2 separate regions of the Homo sapiens genome follow, and region 2 is linked to region 1. The links are chromatin loops, found by intact Hi-C in ENCODE. Cell type or tissue: Calu3. All regions are shown on one strand. Each heading gives the region's core, and the rest is flanking DNA. Links, peaks and the distances in the headings are about the cores only. Region 1 has its middle 33 kb from the start of COL21A1. Region 2 overlaps COL21A1 (collagen type XXI alpha 1 chain).

Evidence for each region. Peaks named below come from ENCODE experiments on the same cell type or tissue, not always from the same donor. Only the 100,000 strongest peaks of a DNase experiment are listed, where the experiment ranks them.
Region 2: a loop joins it to region 1, with 2.8 times the contacts of the local background. A loop is called at or near these places in 2 of 110 quality-filtered maps.

The regions. Positions count from the first base shown.
Region 1 is chr6:56,276,286-56,285,453 of GRCh38, forward strand. It overlaps a transcript of COL21A1 not described here and the pseudogene DHFRP6. Among named protein-coding and RNA genes, the nearest start is that of COL21A1, 33 kb to the left of the region's middle. RefSeq lists enhancers at 1,740-2,247, 2,969-3,470. In Calu3, for the core only: no CTCF peak of the experiment used is centred there; DNase peaks (open chromatin) are centred at 3,186 and 3,636.
Region 2 is chr6:56,152,806-56,161,973 of GRCh38, forward strand. It overlaps COL21A1 (collagen type XXI alpha 1 chain), which reads right to left. Exons shown (of 30, transcript NM_030820.4): 10 at 4,082-4,144. Among named protein-coding and RNA genes, the nearest start is that of COL21A1, 90 kb to the right of the region's middle. In Calu3, for the core only: no CTCF peak of the experiment used is centred there; a DNase peak (open chromatin) is centred at 4,106.

The DNA of each region.
Region 1 (9,168 bases), core at 2,221-4,720:
ATAGGTTCAATCATACCCCAAACCTCAGCATCATGCAATAGAGCTTCAATATACCCCTGCAACAAACCTGGACATGTACCCCTGCATCTCAAATAAAAGTTGAAATAATTTTTAAAAAGGTTTCCTGTTTTGATCTTTTTTTTTTAAAGTCAACAAAAGTCTTTCTTTCTAATGTAAAAATACATACTTTTTTCAGAGAGAGGGGGAACAACTTAAAATAAACCAGAAAACACCTTCATATTAATCATTCTTCTTATATACTTCAAATTTGTACTTAATGCCTTTCTCCTCCTGGACATCAGAGAGAACGCCAGGGTATTCTGGCAGAAGTTTATATTTCTCAAAATCAATTTCTGGAAAACACGTGTCACTTTCAAAAGTCCTGCATGATCCTTGTCACAAATAGTTTAAGATGGCCTGGGTGATTCACGGCTTCCTTATAAACAGAACTGCCATCAAGTATCCAAATCATCTCTACTTTATTTGCTAATTCTGGTTGTTCAGTGAGTTGTGTTTTTTTTGTTTTTTTTGTTTTTTTTTTGAGACAGAGTCTCGCTCTGTCGCCCAGGCTGGAGTGCAGTGACGCGGTCCAGCTCACTGCAAGCTCTGCCTCCCGGGTTCACGCCATTCTACTGCCTCAGCCTCCCGAGTAGCTGGGACTACAGGCGCATGCCGCCACGCCTGGCTAATTTATTTTTATTTTTATTTTTATTTTTAGTAGAGATGGGTTTTCACAGTGTTAGCCAGGATGGTCTCAATCTCCTGACCTCATGATCCGCCCGCCTCGACCTCCCAAAGTGCTGGGATTACAGGTGTGAGCCATCACACCCAGCCGGTTGTTCAGTAAGTTTTGTTTTTTTGTTTTGTTTTGTTTTATACTTTAAGTTCTAGGGTACATGTGCACAATGTGCAGGTTTATTTCATATGTATACATGTGCCATGTTGGTGGGCTGCACCCATTAACTCGTCATTTACATTAGGTATATCTCCTAATGCTATCCCTCCCCACTCCCCTCAACCCACGACAGGCCCCGGTGTGCGATGTTCCCCTTCCTGTGTCCAGGTTTTCTCATTGCTCAATTCCCACCTATGAGTGAGAATATGTGGTGTTTTGATCTTTATGTGAGAAATTAAATTCTTTAATACTTGAACCATTATACATTTGGAGACTTGTTTGTTACTGCAGCTAGCATACATCACTCTAGCAGGTATTGTCATTTAATCAAGAGGTATTTTCATTAGCACTACTATGTATGCATAATAACTACCAAATACACTAAATAGTCATTCCTGTTAAGAGTGGCACCATAATTTATAAAAATATACCAATTCTTGTAGATATTTTACAACTGTGTAGCAGATTTTTTAAATGTCCTTAACTCCTTGATCTTAGAAATCCACATATTTTAAATCACATTTTGGGTAAGTCATTCAGATATTAAACATTCTCAGTGAAATTTGCAAATACTAAATAAATTACAGATAAGCATGTGAACCATAAAAATGTTAGTAATAGTTGGTGAATTCAAGTGAGACAGAAAGGTGGTTATTAAGATACAGACTTAACATGTATATTTCTGACAAAGGAACAGTATTTGTACTAATTACACAAATGCATGGGAATCCTACTTAAATCATAATTTGTTAATTCTCATATGTTTTTATATAATTTTGGTCAACATTAAAGACTCCTGGAACATCTTTCATTTGCTGAAGCATAAAATAATGATATTGTTCAAAGTGGCAAGTTTTTTCCTGCAAATCTGGTCTTTATTTCAAAACAACTTTGGATATTTTGTGCCACTTAGATTGGAATTGTTTCTGTATATTTTCTCTCTGGCAAACACAGAAGTAAACAAGTGCCAGAAACGCTCATCTTTCCTTTCCCATAAGAATTCTTACCACCATTATCCACACCCTGGAGCATTAGACCCGCTTTATTCAGTTTATGTGAATAGGCTAAAATAAATGGTGGGATGTTTAAACAACTGTGAGATAACTGCCTGGGGGTTACACTTAATGATCTCCAAAAGCATTCCAGCTGACACATCCCTGTGTACAAGCCAGAAGGGAGCAAAAGGTTTGACAGTAGGGGGTTGAAGAGGAGAGAAAAAAAGCTCTTTTGTATAAGCGCTTCATTCTTTGTCCTCTCATTCTCTCATTCTGTGTGGCCTGTGGAGGGGCCTATAAACACTGCATACCCCACCATTCCCCAAATGAGCTAAAGTCTTCATATGGCCCAAGACACTTCTTTCTTCCCATTCCCTTTTTTCCTTTCCTTCAGATATGCACTTTATAAAATAAGCATATTTGTGCATTCATGCAGCATGGTATATTTTACAAAGCTCTTTCACATCTGTTTTCACTGATCTCTAGAACAACTCTTTGGCTGAACAGATCATGGTCACAATCAGATGAAGAAAATGAGGCTCATGGCAGCAATTTCCCCATGTCACACCGATTGGTGGTGAATGATTGAACCTGTGTTGGAACCTCCACATACCTCATTAAACACCCCACTAAATATGCAAATATCTTCATCTCTCTAAACACCTTCCTTCTTGAAAGAGTAATGAAATACTCTAATTTCCTTGTCCTTAGATAAATTATGCTCATGCATGAGAATGAAGTTGCTTAGGCTGAGCTAGGGATTAGTGAGGGTAGAATGAGGCTGAGATAGATTCAATGGCTTGTGATATGTTTGGATCTGTGTCCCCACCCAAAGCTCATGTTGAATTGTAACCCCCAATGTTGGAGGTAGGGCCTGGTGGGAGGTAATTGGATCACAGAGATGTTTCTCATGAATGGTTTAGCACCATCCTCTTGGTGCTGATCTCCTTATAGTGAGTGAGTTCTCATGAGATCTGGGTGTTTAAAAGTGTTAGCACCTCCCACCTCACTCTTGTTCTTGCTGCACCTGCCATATTTGACACCTTGCTCCCCCTTTGTCTTCTGCCATGATTGTAAGTTTTCTGAGGCCTCCCCAGAAGCCAATCAGATGCCAGCATAATTTTTCCTGTACAGCCTGTGGAACTGTGAGCCAATTAAATATTTTATTTATAAATTATCCAGTCTCAGGTATTTATTTACAGCAATGTGAGAACTGACTAATACAGTTTGTGGTGAAGTTGGCTGCTAGGCATCTTTGCCTGGGACTCCTGTAGTTCCTGGAATTGCTGATAGCAACAGCAGGGGCCAGAATGTCTTTCTCTTGGCAATCAAGCAGCAGCCTCTCCTTTCCAATGCAGCTCTCATGAGGCCCATTCCATTCCAATTGTCAGATTTGATAACTCAAGGATTGTGCAGGAAAAATTCTGGAAATACTTAAGGGTGACTCAGAAATCTCAGGTGCAAAATAAAAGCTGCATTCATTTAATCACTTAAAAAATCAAGTGAGGTGCTTAAATGAGTCTTTGTGAATGTTGATTAACAACATTGTCTGTCAGCTTTGAACCAGAAAGATACACTAGTGAGAACACTGAGATGCCATCTCTTCTTCTGACTACCAGTGTCAGATAGCTTTGCATCTTGACTATGTGATTCAGATGATAACTTTCCCTTTATCTGTAAGACTACCAACCTCCTTCAGTAATCTAGGTTAATGTTTAATAGCAATGCAAGGAAGTTAAGCCTGATAAATCACCTAGTCCCTCAGTGACTCATCTGAATGCACTTCCTCCCCTCCTTTACCCTCCTCTTCCTCACTGTGGTAAATACACACATACAGACACACACAGAACACAAAAAGCTACCATCTTTCACTACATACGTTACCTTCCAAATAATGTTTTACTTACCTACAATCCACAAGTTGTACATCTCCTATTTATTTAATCATTTTTTTCATTGATTCAATGAATATTTATTGTGTTCAGTTCATACCAAGGACTCATCTAGGACACCTAATTTCAGTTCCACAAGCTTTTCCTGTGGGATTCCTTTACAAATATTCTTGCTAATATCATTCCTTCAACAAGTATTGACTAAGTCCTGAACTATCAAGAAATAAGTTTGGATAGATGGCACAGGACCAGGCTTTTATTGCTCGATTCTGCTTCCTTCCAAGTTTTTCAACGCTTCTCCAAATTCCTGATATTATTATGGATTCTTTGCACAACTGAATGCAGCTCAGTGTAACTATCACTCATGGAGCCTCCACTCTCAGCCAAGCACTGACCTGGCCCGCTGGAGATGAAAAGTGAACAAGACACTATTCCTACCCTTGAGGGGCTCACCTGTCTTTATGGTGAGTAAAGCGCTACCAGAAAAGCCCAATCAAGGACTCTGAGCATATAAGAAAGGAAGAAAGATGGAAACACTTGTGGCTTGCATACTTCTTGACCAGGCCAGGAATGTAGCACACAATCTTTTGTATGAAAGAGATTTATTCTCATCACTTTACAGATCAGGAAACTGAGCCTTATAGGGTCGAAACAATTCACCCTGGCTGGGCACAGTGGCTCACGACTATAATCCTAACACTTTGGGAGGTCAATGTGGGTGGATTATTGAGCCAGGAGTTCAAGACCACCCTGGGCAACATGGTGAAACCTCATCTCTACAAAAAATAAACACACACACGCAAAATAGCTGGGTGTGGCGGCACATACTAGAGGGGCTGAGGTAGGAGGATCACTGGAGCCTGAGAGGTTAAGCCTGCAGTGGGCCATGACTGTGCCACTGCACTCCAGCCTGGGCGACAGACAGAGACCCGGTCTCAAAAAATAAAGATAAAAAAAGTAATTTACCCAAATCTGCCTGACTATAAAGCCAGTGTCCATCCTACTACACCACACTTTCCTATGATCCTCACAGCTCAACATCTCAAACCCCTGTCTTCCCTCCAGCTTTCATATCCCAAGTATTCCTATTCCTAATTCCTAATTGGAAAGACATCAGAAACAGGACCACAGCCTAGCATGTTTGGGCTGACAGAATAAAAGAAAATGAGAGCTTTCATATGTCTTTGAAGATCATTGCCTTTCAATGAACTATGATAATATCAAATAACAGTTATAAAGTTAGAGTTTACAATGCCATTTCACATTTAAGTCATAAATAGTAAAAACTGCAAGAGGGTACTAAGAACATGTTTCGTCCTTTTTACATATAGTTAGCATGGCAATGAGGAAAAGCAAAAAGGTAACAGTGGGCATCACCCCAACCACCACTATTATCATTATCATCAACCTCAACAAGCAGAAAATGTTCCATGAGATTTAGATGCCAAGAATACTTCCAGAATTTTATAATTTTACTTACCTACAAAGTAAAATATCAAATTCTGCTGATATTCCTCCTCCTTGCATAGTGGATGAATGTTTCACCATTACAGTATGGATTTGTCTGTCTCTTTCTTTATCCCCATTAGCTTTGTGCTGCTAATCTGAAGCATCACTTCCATGGCCTGTGATTTGAGTGGTTGCCTCTAGATCTCAGTTTGAAAAATTAAGAAATAATAGAAATACCTGATCCTTGTATTAATTGAGCATCGACTAGGTAGAAGACTGAGTACAGGCATATATTAGATGGCATCTGGTCACAAGAGATAAAGCCTATAATTAAATAACTCATCACCACAAGAAGAAGTTGTGTCATAAGAAAGATATAGAAAAATACATTCTAAGAAGCTTGAAAAGGAGAAACAGTGAATTCCAGAAAAACTTAGGAAATTTTTGTCAATACCAAATAAACTTTGCTGTGAGACGATGTGTCAAGAGTGGGTTTTTTAGAATTGCTATTTTCTATGTGGTAAGTTTTCATTCGAAATATTTTTGGAGAAATATTAAAAGCACTGGTGCCTTCAAATTTCAGGTATGTCAAATAAGCAACTATTGGTTGGGGTCATACACAAAAGTCTGTATTTCTAGACTAGAAAATCACCTTAGGAAGCCTTTCTATTAATTACCATCAAAATTTTGTTACAGTTGTAGGTATCATGAGGATTTCAATAGAATTCTAAAGAATTTTAAAAATGGGAAATTTTAAGCTGGAGAAGGTAAACAAGAAATTTGTTCCTGTTGAGGAATGGTAGTAAATTTCTTCTTGTACATTAAGATTTTGTTTTTTCTCATACGCATGGTTTTTTCATAATAACAAAAAATAATTTTATAGCAAATATTCCCAGAAAAAAACTAAAATTACAGACAAAGGTACAAGGACTAGAGCCACACATACTATTGTTCTATTATTATGAAATATGTTCAGTCAGATGAAGAGGCCTGGATGCCAGATACACCATATAAATAATTCAAAGTTTGTCTATCATATGTTTACCATGGGAAAGCTCCTCTGTGGTCAGAACAGCATGCAGAACATTGCACAGCCTGAAAACTTCTGCCAGATGCATTGTTTGAGGGTTTTATTAAATAAATCAAATCCAGACACCTTTGTCTTACACAATTTTCAATATAGAAAAGCTTCCCAAGAAATGTATAAGTCAATTGTAATCATCTTGCAAAGACACATATTATCTACACACACTTTACCTGGATGATAGATTTGTCCCCCAACAAGAACAATCATTTCTTATCCAGTATGTAAGATTCCCCACTACTGAAAATCACATTCAAACCTATTGTATGGCCACTTGAGTTAATAAACTCCTGTTTGTAAAAATTGTGTCAATAGTCTCCTGAATTACTATTAAGTTTTAATGGCCTTCTCAGCATAGATGTACTTATTTGAAGTAATCCTTCATATTTAAAGAAACATTGAAGGAACTTCTATTACAATAATGAGATGTTATAGAAATATGTATGCAAAATACAGTCTAACACAATAAATACATTCAAAAAAATTTTAAGTAACTTAGCAATCTGTATAAAAAGACTTTCTGAAGTAAGGACACTTTAACCCAGTAATTCCACTTTTAACTATCTATCTTAAGGGAATCAAGACTTGCATAAAGATTTATGTGCAAGGTTCTCAGTGTAGCATTATTTGTAAAAGCAAAAAAAAAATGTCCAACAAGGAACTGTGGCCAAAAAATTATTATAAATAAATGTATTAGAATAATATATAGTCATTAAAATGGTTTTTTGACAAATATTTAACCATGTAGAAAAAAAATCTCATCATAAAGGTTAAGAGAAAAAAGGAAAAGAATAAATATTCAGCACAAAGCCATCTCCAAACTTAACAAATAAATTTAGGCACGGAACAAAAGCATACTTAAAATACACCAAGTTAACAGCACAAGAGAGTACTATTATGAATAATTCTTATTCTCTTCTTCAACTTTCCTACATTCTTAAAATAATTACAATGAATATGTACTGTTTTTTAAAGGAAGACATATACCAAAAGCAAATCATTTCTGTAATTGGTGCTCAGTGACGGGCTGGTGATAAATGAAAGAACCACAAACAAGAAAATGAGACCATTTTCCAACAGATGAATGAAAGAAAACCGTGTGCAAACTTCACGAAGCTATGAGTAGCCATTTGGAGGAGGAACTAAATTTTTAAATAAACCTTGTGAAAGAATATGTCATAACTCAAAAATTCCAATACAAAAAGGATGCAGTCTCAGAAGGCATGGCAGAGATGAGGGGTAGCATTTTATCTGTAGACACACTCACACACACACTCTCTCTCTCTCTCTCTCTCTCTCTCTCTCCAGCAGTAGAGCAATCAAACAGTAAACATAACAGGAGTGGCCGACCTGGGGCAAGCCAACCAATTACTTGGGGTGAGGTGATTTCCTCAATTAATAGATACTAAAACTGTAATTATGAGGATGTGAATGTTTGTAGTTTTGTTTTGTTTTGTTGTTTTTTGAGACAGGTTCTGGCTCTGTCACCCAGGCTGTAGTGCAGTGACACCATCTCAGTTCGTTGCAACCTCCACCTCCTGGGTTCAAGGGATCCTCCCACTTCAGCCTTCCAAGTAGCTGGGACTACAGGCACACGCCACCACACCCAGCTAAATTTTGTATTTTCTACTTTTGGTAGAGTTGGGATTCACGATGTTGCCCAGGCTGGTCTCTAACGTCTGAGCTCAAGTGATCCACCTACCTCAGCCTCCCAAAGTGCTGGGTTTACAGGTGTGAGCCACAGCACCTGGCCTGTAGTTTTTAAATTAATGTTAAAAAGTGATCTTCACACTTGAACGCACAATCTGGAAAACTTACTGTTATCTTAGTATCCTGTTGTAGTTGTTTTTTTCTGTCATCAACTTACCACATTTGATTAACAAGACTGTGTGAGTCTATCCCAGCAGTGTCTACTGACTATGGCTTTTCATCTCCATCCCCAATGTCATTATTCTCCTGGACTAGTGCAATAGCCTCCTAACAGCAGTGTCTTCCCCTTCCCATCCACGCCCTCCACCCATGCCAGAATTACCATTCTAAGACACAAATTTTATTATACCCTTCCTTACCATTCTTTCTTAGCTCCCACATGGCTACAGAATAAAATCAATCTCATTACGCTGGCAATGAGATGAACTTCATCGACCTACCCATTTCCTGTCTAGAAGGTTCATCTTCCAGCTATGATTAGTTCACCCTACACTTCACCCACTCCAAATAACTTACCTTTCTCCAAAATGTGCTTTGCTTTTCTGACTTCCTGGGTCCATGGACATGGTTTTCTCTCCTCTGTTTTCTTTGCCTTTGAACCAACTAAATTAGACTCATTTAGGATGGCATTTGGGCATTAGTACTTTTTAAGCCCCCAGGTGATTCAAATGTGCAGCTAAATGTTAAGAGCCACTTATCTAGTCTCTATTCAAGCATTTCCCTCCCTGCACTCTATTGATTTTGGTGTTTATGTCCCCAATACTTCTTCCTATCCCTCCCAGAAAACAGAATCAATCAATAGCAGGGACTTGACCATTCATACATTCCTTCATCCAATGGATGCTATGTGCCAGGCATTATTCATCTTCATATCTGAGCTCCTTCTTCTTTCCTTCCACCTAGCTACCATATAACTGGGCACGGAATAAGACTCAGTGACAATGTGTTACATTTCAATGAAACCATCACTAGGCTTTTCAAGCATTTCATCAATATCTTAAATAGCTTTTTCTTAAAGAGCAATCAGTTAGCAAATGTGATAGGTTCTTCTTCTTTATTACATTAACTTCATGTAATTTAGGGCTGGAAAGGGTCTTAGAATTGTCCTTAGAATAAAACACTAGGAGTAGCATTTGTCCTGAG
Region 2 (9,168 bases), core at 2,599-5,098, 120 kb before region 1:
TGGGAGCTCTGTGTCATTATTAGGCATGAGCAGATGACATCAGTGTGTGAACTGCATTGGCTCTGGAGTCAGTACAGCACTTCAGCTGCCAGTCACAGAAAAAGTAGGTCCCAGGAAAGGGGTCTGCAGGCTAAGGAGGCTCACATTTATAAAACTCAGCTCACCCAGTGTAATTAGGGCGAAACTCACATAGGACCTCAGGGAAGTATCTTCAGTGAGATTAAAGAATTGCAGTGAGGAAATGCAATAAAGTCATATGACATCTTAAGTAAAAGTGAGAAAGGAATGGGTTATAAGGGAAATTATAAGGCAAATGTTGGCATATAATGGGGGTCGAAGATAAATACAAAAGAGGAGAGGTTAGGTTTGGAGTCTATTCCTTCAATTCAATTTCATTCAAATAGAAGCTGTCTTATGATAATTCCCTCAATTAAATTCCCCCAAAATAGCCTACTTAGCTATTTCAGTGCTATCAGCTTGACTTCTGTCTCATATAAAGATTTAATTGCCCACACTCTCCATCCAGGCCAAGCTCTACTTTTCTAACTAGAATCAACGCCCTCCAACCTGCCTATGGATTTTCCTCCTGAAAATATCCCCTATCTTCCAAACTTTCATTTTTTTCTTTTGCCTCATTTTCATCATTATAAAAACATGCTACAATATCTCCCATTTTTTAAAAACCCTGACTTTAAAACATTGCCCCAATTCTACTGCTCTGGGTCTCTGCTTCCTTTTATATCTCTCAGAAAAAAAAAAAATCTACATTCACTTTCACCATTTTTCTTATCTCCCTCTCTGTGCTTAATTCATTTCAATCTGTTGTTTGTACTACCCTCCCTGAAATCCTACTCATCAAGGTCCTCAAATACTCCTGTGTAGCAAATCCATGGTCTAGTCTAGGCTTCATTCTTCTGGATCTCTTGACAACAATAACACACCTAATAGGATGACACTTCCCTGGTTTTCCTCCCATCTCACCGATAAGTCCTTCCCAAATTCCTGGGCTGGACCCACTTTCTCTTTTTCACCTGTAAGAGAGCCCTGTGGTCAGTCCCCTGCCACCTTCTCTTCTCTATTTATTTGTATTCACTTCCTAAGTGATCTCATCCACTCTCATGGTTTTGCATACATCTGCATGAAAATAAGTCCCAACTGGCCACCTCCAACCTGTCCAAAAATATAGTCCCAATTCCCCCCTGCTATGGTTTGGATGCTTGCCCCCTTGAAAATTCACATTGAGATTTAATTACTATTGTAACAGTAATAATATGTGGGGCTTTAAGAGGTAGTTAGGTCATGGAGACACTTATTGTGGGAGTGGGTTAGTTACCAAGGGAGTGAATTCTTGATAAAAAGGATGACTGACCCCCTTGTTCTCCTGCTCACTCCCACTCCACTACCTCTCACTCACACTCTCATCTTGTGATAATTTCTGCCAAGACCTTGCCAAATACTAGTGTCATGCTCTTGGACTTCCCAGCCTGCAGAATCATGAGCCAAATAAACCTTTCTTTATAAATTACTTAGTCTGTGGCATTCTGTTATGCAACAGAAAATGGACTAAGACATGTCTATAAAACTTCTGTCTCCCCCAGTCTTGCCCAGTACAGTAAATGGCACCACAATTCACCCAGTTGCTCAAGCTATACTCCTTTGATTCTTCTTTGATTCCTCTCTTCCTTTCATATCCTATATCTAAATTTGCTAGCAATTCTAGTCAGCTTTCCATTAAGAATAACCCAGAATCTGACTACTTCTCCATTCTCCCACCGTATCACCCTAGTACAAACTACTCTTACCACTCACAATCATGAAACAACCTCCTGCATAGTCTCCTTTCTTCTACTCTTGCCCCCATATAATCTACTCTCCAAATAGCATTTATATTTATCCTTCTAAATCATAAAACAGATCAAATCACTGTCTTTCTCAAAGTCCCTAAGTAGATTGCCCTCACACTCTGAATCCCTGTGTGTCAGCTGAAAAAATGCTGCCCCAACAACCACACAACATCACCTTAGCTCTCTGCATTTCCAGGTGGCTACCACTTTTGTTTACCCCTTCAGCCTCCCTACTTTTTAAGAAAAAAAAAATTTCCCCAAGTTTGCTTTCTTTTTTCTTTTTTGAGTTCAGGGGTACATGTGCAGGTTTGTTACATAGGTAAACTTGTGTCATGGGGATTTGTTGCACAGATAATTTCATCACCCAGGTATTAAGCCTAGTACCCATTAGTTATTATTCCTGACCCTCTCCCCCCTCCCACCTTCCACCTTCCAATAAGCTCCAGTGTGTGTTGTTCTCCTCTATGCGTCCATATGTTTTCATGATTTAGCTCCCAGTGATAAGTGAGAAGATGCAATATCTCATTTTCTGTGTTAGTTTGCTAAGGATAATTAACCTCCCTTTTTGGATAATCTTTCTCTAGAGAGGTTTACCTGTTTATCCATCCTCTTCCCATGCAGCACATTTCCCTAGTATAAAAAGCCTCAGCACATTACTACTTCTTCAAAATCTGGCTAGTTGTGGTTTTTTTTGTTTGTTTGTTTTATTTCTTGTTTTTTAATTTCTTAGGAAATCTCTCTCAGGAACTTAAGCAACTCTTTCATCCTCATGGTTAAGGTATTGATGATTTCACATTATATCTATGGTTCTTTCATTCCTCGAACAATTTTGATTCACAATGTAAACATTCCCACTCTTTCGTGGTAAGAATTAATGCCTCATGATAAAGAAAATCTCAGGAAATGCTTCATTTTGGTGACAATTATAATTTGACATTCAAACATTCAAAAGCTAATTCCTTTTCATTTTATTTTGAGACAGACTTTTGTGCTGTCACCCAGGCTGGCATGATCTCAGCTCATGCAGCCTCCGCCTCTCGTGTTCAAGTGATTCTTGTGCCTCAGCCTCTTAAGTAGCTGGGATTATAGGTGTGTGCCACCACACCCAGCTAATTTTTGTATTTCTTTTTTTTAATAGAGATGGGGTTTCACCAAGTTGGCCAGGCTGGTCTCAAACTGCTGGTCTCAAGTGATCCACCCACCTAAGCCTTGTGAATTGCTGGGATTATAGGCGTGAGCCACCATGCCCAGCCAAAAGCTAATTCTTCGTGTTTACTCTTATAAACATGCTGATAGTGACTTAACTGTAAATATTTGCCTAAAGTGCTTTAAAGTTGATTTATGTTCCCTTTACATCTCTAAGTTTCCTTGAGCCTTAGAGGATATTGTATTTTTTAGTCAGACTATAAATATATCCCAGTGTATACATTATTAGGAAAATAACATTACCTTTAAAAGTGTTTTTAATTTGAAAGCTTCCACAGATGTGCAGAGAAAAGACAATAGAATTTCTAAAACCAGCCCTTCATGATACTGAGAACTCACTGGACAATATTTTCTTTGCAGCAAAGATGTATGCAATTTTGAAGTAAGATAACTAAAAGCTGACTAGAACACTAACTCTCTTCCCAAGCTGGCCTTAACATTCTCTTCAACTTGACTAAACTTAGGCAGCTTTCTTCCTGACTGTGGATCCCTGACCTCCCTTTTCCTTAGAGCATTTGCTTTAGAGGACTTAAAATTGTAAATTCCTTCTCTGCTCCTCTGAAATGTAAATACTCTAAAAAGCTACTTGTCAATTTTATAACCCAGAAATGTCTTTCTCAAGGACCTGAGAGCCACCCCTTTGAAATGTAATCATCAAGGAAGATAGTGTCCCCACTATCTTCCAGTCTGTGAGGGAGGGTGTGTACCTAACTTTGATGAGCACCAATTAGTAAAGGGAGATGGCCTGATCACAGAGGAAAACATTTGCAAACTGTGGAATAACTCAATGTGCTTAAGCCTATACTGATCAACCTCCCATCTAAAGTCCTCTACTACTTTTCCATTAACTTGTCCTAGTGCTCACACACCCTAGCTCCTTTCGTTCCAACAGAGTTGAGTTCAGTCTCTCCTTCCTATGGCAGCAGTCATGAATAAAGCTTTCCTTGTCTGTTTAGATTTGCTCAGCAAAACTTTTACTTTGACACTGTAATCCCAGATATACCGGAGATGACTAAGCTTTCAGTACTCACAGGCTTACCATCTTGACCAGGTTGTCCAGGGTAGCCAGGGTTCCCAGGCAGTCCAGGGTCACCCTAAGCAGGAAGCAAACAAACTTTTGAGTACAAAACAACCAGCCACATTGGTGCAGTCAGGATCAATAAAAGTTCAAAACCAATTCCATTATTTGAGGTTTTTTGTATGTTAAAAACAAAAGTAAAAAAAAAAAGCCATATTTTAAATGCTTACTTAATAAATAATGCATTTTATTATACTGAACTTTCAATGATTTATTTATGTGACCACACCAAGTATAACTATAGCAAGTAAAGTATTTTCCACTGATGCAAAATATGCACATTTATGGTAGGATACATTTTTAGAATTCTGAACGAACTGTAAAGTGACATAGCAAATATGGTCTCCATGATAGCAATATTTGACTCATAAGACTTTTTTTTTTTTTTTTTTTTTGAGATGGAGTCTTGCTCTGTCACCCAGGCTGCAGTGCAGTGATGCGATCTCGGCTCACTGCAACCTCCACCTTCTGGGTTAAAGAGATTCTCCTGTCTCAGCCTCTCGAGTTGCTGGGACTACAGGCATGTGCCACCATATTCAACTAATTTTTATATTTTTAGTAGAGATGGGGTTTCACCATGTTTGCCAGTCTGGTCTTGAACTCCTGACTTCAAGTGATCTGTCTGCCTCAGCCTTCCAAACTGCTAGGTGAGCCACTGCACCCAGCCTATAGACTTAATTATATCGTATAGGTTCTACATATATAGATATCGATGTCCTATAATACAACTTAACTCATATTTATTTTAAAAATAGTCTGTAGACCATGTGATCTCTCATGTAGAATTCAAGTTTAAAGCTGCATGACTATCATTTCTTTCAATCCTGTAAGTGTGTTGCTGTGTTACTGTCTATACTTGCAATCTCAGATTAACATAATATTACTATGAGAGCAAGGCCCAGGCCAAACAACCCTATTCCAAGTCCCATAATTCTTGAATACATGTAATATTTAAATGAAGAAAAAAAACTTTATCCTCAAAAACCTAAGATCTTTAAAGAACACTGTTTAATACCACATGGCAATGAGCTCAGTCACACTCTATGGAACTCTTGCGTGTTGCCCAATGGCCAGTACTGACCATTCAGATGGTCACCATCCATGTAAAAAAAACATGAAAGCAACACTTTTTGTGAGGTGAGGGTGTTTTATAATTTAATTCTAAAAAATACTAAAAAATATCATAGGTATCTATCTCTGAATTCGTGAAGTCTAAATGGAGCATCCTGCTGAAAAATATGAAGTCACTGCCGTAAGTATCAGGGTGTTCCTATATAGATGCACATGATTTCTATTAATTCTTCACTCGTGGGTTTTTTCTTTTTTTTTTTTCTTTTTTTTTTTTTTTTTTTTTTCTGAGATGGGGTCTTGCTTTGTCACCCAGACTGGAGTGCAGTGGTGTGATCACAGCTCACTGTAGCTTCAACCTCCCAGGCTCAAGTGATCCTTCCACCTCAGCCTCCCAAGTAGCTGGGGTTACAGGTACAAGCCATCATGCCCAGCTAATTTTCATATTTTTTGTAGAGGTGGGGTCTCATATGTTGCCCAGACTGGTCTTGAACTCCTGGGCTCAAGTGATCCTCCCTCCTCAACCTCCCAAAGTGGTGGTATTACAGTTGTGAACTACTGAGCCTGATCTCTTTACTATTTTTTATCAAGAAATCATTCACATAGAAATCAGTCACCTACCCTGTGATTAAGGGTACTATTACAGAGCCAAATTTCATGGAAATACTACTTCAGACTCCTGGCTAGGGAAATTTGTTCCTGAAACAACAGGAAAAAAAATGGAAAGAACTAAGTGAACTCTAATAAGGAACCAATAAAGCAGGGATGAGCTGTTCACTTAGCAGCTGCCCCCCAAGAGGCTTAGCTTGAGGAAAGGCTTGAGAAGAAGGGAAATGTCATTTTTAAAAGACAGAAAGAAGAGCCGTAAATCCAAGGGGGGAAAATAATGCTGAACCATGTAATGTCTCGCTGAATAAATGTAATTTGTAATTCTAATCCAAGGACTTGCAGTGGTGGCTGGGCATTAGGAAACAACTTTCTGTGTCTCTAGGGAGTTAGAATTTCTCTCTTGTTTTGAGAAGGTGCACATTAATCTCCAGCCTCCCTGCCATCCTTCCTTATCCATGTGCTGATTGGACTTGCTGCCTTTCAAGAAATTCCATGTTTTTCTTTTCCCTGGAATAAATTTTCCTCTTTTTCCACTCTAGAGTTAATAAGAGAAAATTATCCTCACTGCAACTTTCTTACTCCATTTTTTCCTGGTGTCTTTTTCTACTGAAATGCTATGATAGCTCTTAAATCACTTATTCATAACTAGTGTTTTCTCAAAGTTTTCCCTTGGTTAGTCTTCATTTATCACTTGGATTGAGACTGTAGCAAAGTCTGAATTACATTTTTTTTTTTTTTTTGAGACGGAGTCTTGCTCCGTCACCCAGGCTGGAGTGCAATAGCATGATCCTGGCTCACCACAACCTCCACCCCGCAGGTTCAAGTGATTCTCCTGCCTCACCCTCCCAAGCAGCTGGGATTACAGGCATGCGCCACCATGCTCAGCTAATTTTTATAATTTTAGTAGAGACAGGGTTTCGCCATGTTGGCCAGGCTGGTCTTGAACTCCTGACCTCATGATCCATCCACCTCTGCCTCCCAAAGTGTTGGGATTACAGGTGTAAGCCACCATGCCTGGCCTTACTTTTTTTTTTTTTTTTTTTTGGTACAATGCTGGGTATCAAGTAGAGATTCAATAACTACTTTTTGTCTGATATGCTTCAAATACAATCTGTCATTTACCCACTCATTTGTAGAATATCAATTATCAGCAAAACCTAAGATATCAAAAGGATTTGACAGGGTTTAATCTCTATCATCATCAGGCTGAAATAAAAATTTGGCACGGAAAAGGGACTTGTGCTTTTTATGCTGCATACAATTATAAAAAAGATATTTAATAATAATGTTTTCAGTTAATCAAAATTAAGTTCCCAAATGAAAAAATTACCCACAAGATAAATCCAATGTGACTTCATAAAGACTGGTCAACAGTCTTTATGACACTGGTCAACAGCCCCAAGAAGAAAATAATTTCTTGTAGGTTCTGCTATTGCTGTTAGATTTTACTGGTTATTTTGATTATTGCTGTCACTAAGTTATTCGCAAAAACTCAGGTAGGTTTGGTATTGTTCCTATAAAACTGGAAGAATAAAGTAAAATCCTAATTAATTTAGCTGACTGGAGAGAAAGCCAATTTTATTACTGTTAATAAAAGCTGACACTCAACCTTTATTGACTGTTATGTGCTAAGCACTGGTCCAACAGATTTGCATATATTGAGTTAGCGAATTCTCGTAATAATCCTATGAAGCAGATACTTTTATTATTCCCATTTTCTGTGTAGGAAAACTGAGGGCCAGGAAAGTTAGGTAAGTTGCCTGAGGTCACACAGCAGTGATAGAGATGGGATTCAAATCCAACCAGTTCCACTCCAGGGTCCAAGCTCCTAAACACTACCATTCCTGTCCACAATAATACACTGATCAGAACCAGACTGAAGAATGCTAGAAAATTTAATATGGAAAAAAAAATTCCCCAATACATTAAATTAGACACATGACTTATTATTATAAAACTGTGACTAAATTCCCAATCCACCTTATTCTAATTTAGTTGAAACAATTGTACATTTTGAGTTTTCAAAAATATGTACTCAGCTGAAAAGCAGTATCTATTTATGTTTGTTTGAATTTGTGCCACAGGATTTTTAAGTTGTTGACAGGAGTGGAAATGTCATGGACTAAACTAAAACATCTCTGAATATGGTCTCTTAAGTAATGTAAATATAAATAAAGTAAGAAAAAGTTATGTTTATAAAAATAAGCTAATATTTTAAGTTGTTCATCCAAGGCAAAACTTTGGAATACTTCATATAAGTCCAAATACGACGTTTGTAAGCCTTCATTTCAAAAAACCTTACGCCTTCATGCTACCCCTCTGGTCTCCACAAGAGCATCTGACCTAAGACCTATTCCATTCTCGAAAATCAACCTCTTTCCTCCCTCAGAACCCAAGTACCACTCCCTGAATCTAGGAGGACTCTACTCAGTCTGAAAAATTTTAACATAAAAATGTAAATGCCCTTGGCCCTTGAAATTTTCCAAAGGCTTTTGTGTTTAGACAGAGGGTACCTTGATAGTCCCAATGAATCTCTAATTGGCAAAATTACTAGGGTGTAACAAAGGCTATCAACAGAGATATGGCTATAGTAAAATGGTATCTCAGAGCAAAGAAGTTATTAAAAAATTGTCCTAACCTAAAAAAGACAAAAATGTCTTCTTTCCACTTCTGACCTAATACATCTAACGTTTCAGGTTAGAGCAAATGTAGGAGTTTGTTACCACAACTGTTCCTCTGGCTACTGAAGCAGGGGAAGAAGCTGTTATTTGCATGCACGGGTCATTTGAAAGGAAGTTATCTGCAAGCTGGGGTGGACCTGGATCTTTCTCGCAGAACAGAAGCGCGTTCCATATAGGTTAAATGGGGGGAGGGGTGGATCTTATTGTTTTGACAATTTCACAATTCCTTTAACAAAAAGTATTACTATTAAGCACTGTGCCAGACTGGAGTGCCAAAGGAGAATTTTCTTTTTATTAACCTTTATTGTGAACAAAAGAAGGGCTTGCATATACAAATGATTCCAACGGATTCATTAATCATTCCCTATGTTTATCATTAGGGATAAAAAATAAGCCATTCTTCCAGGAGATTACAGTCTAGTGACAGATAATTTTTTGATGCCTGATAAAGAGTTACAATGACAATGATAAGTCTAAGTGTGGTGTACCTTGTCATTTTGACCTGGTTTTGCAACAGTGTTGTCATATTTTCCAGAAATCTAAAGAACTTTAAAAAAAATAACTATCTTAGAATCAGCACTTCCCCATTTATCAACACAAAAATTTCTCCTCTGTTTCAGTCTCGACCCCGCACTCATCTCCTAAAACTCTATTTCTGGTTAATAGAAAAGCTAGATCTGTT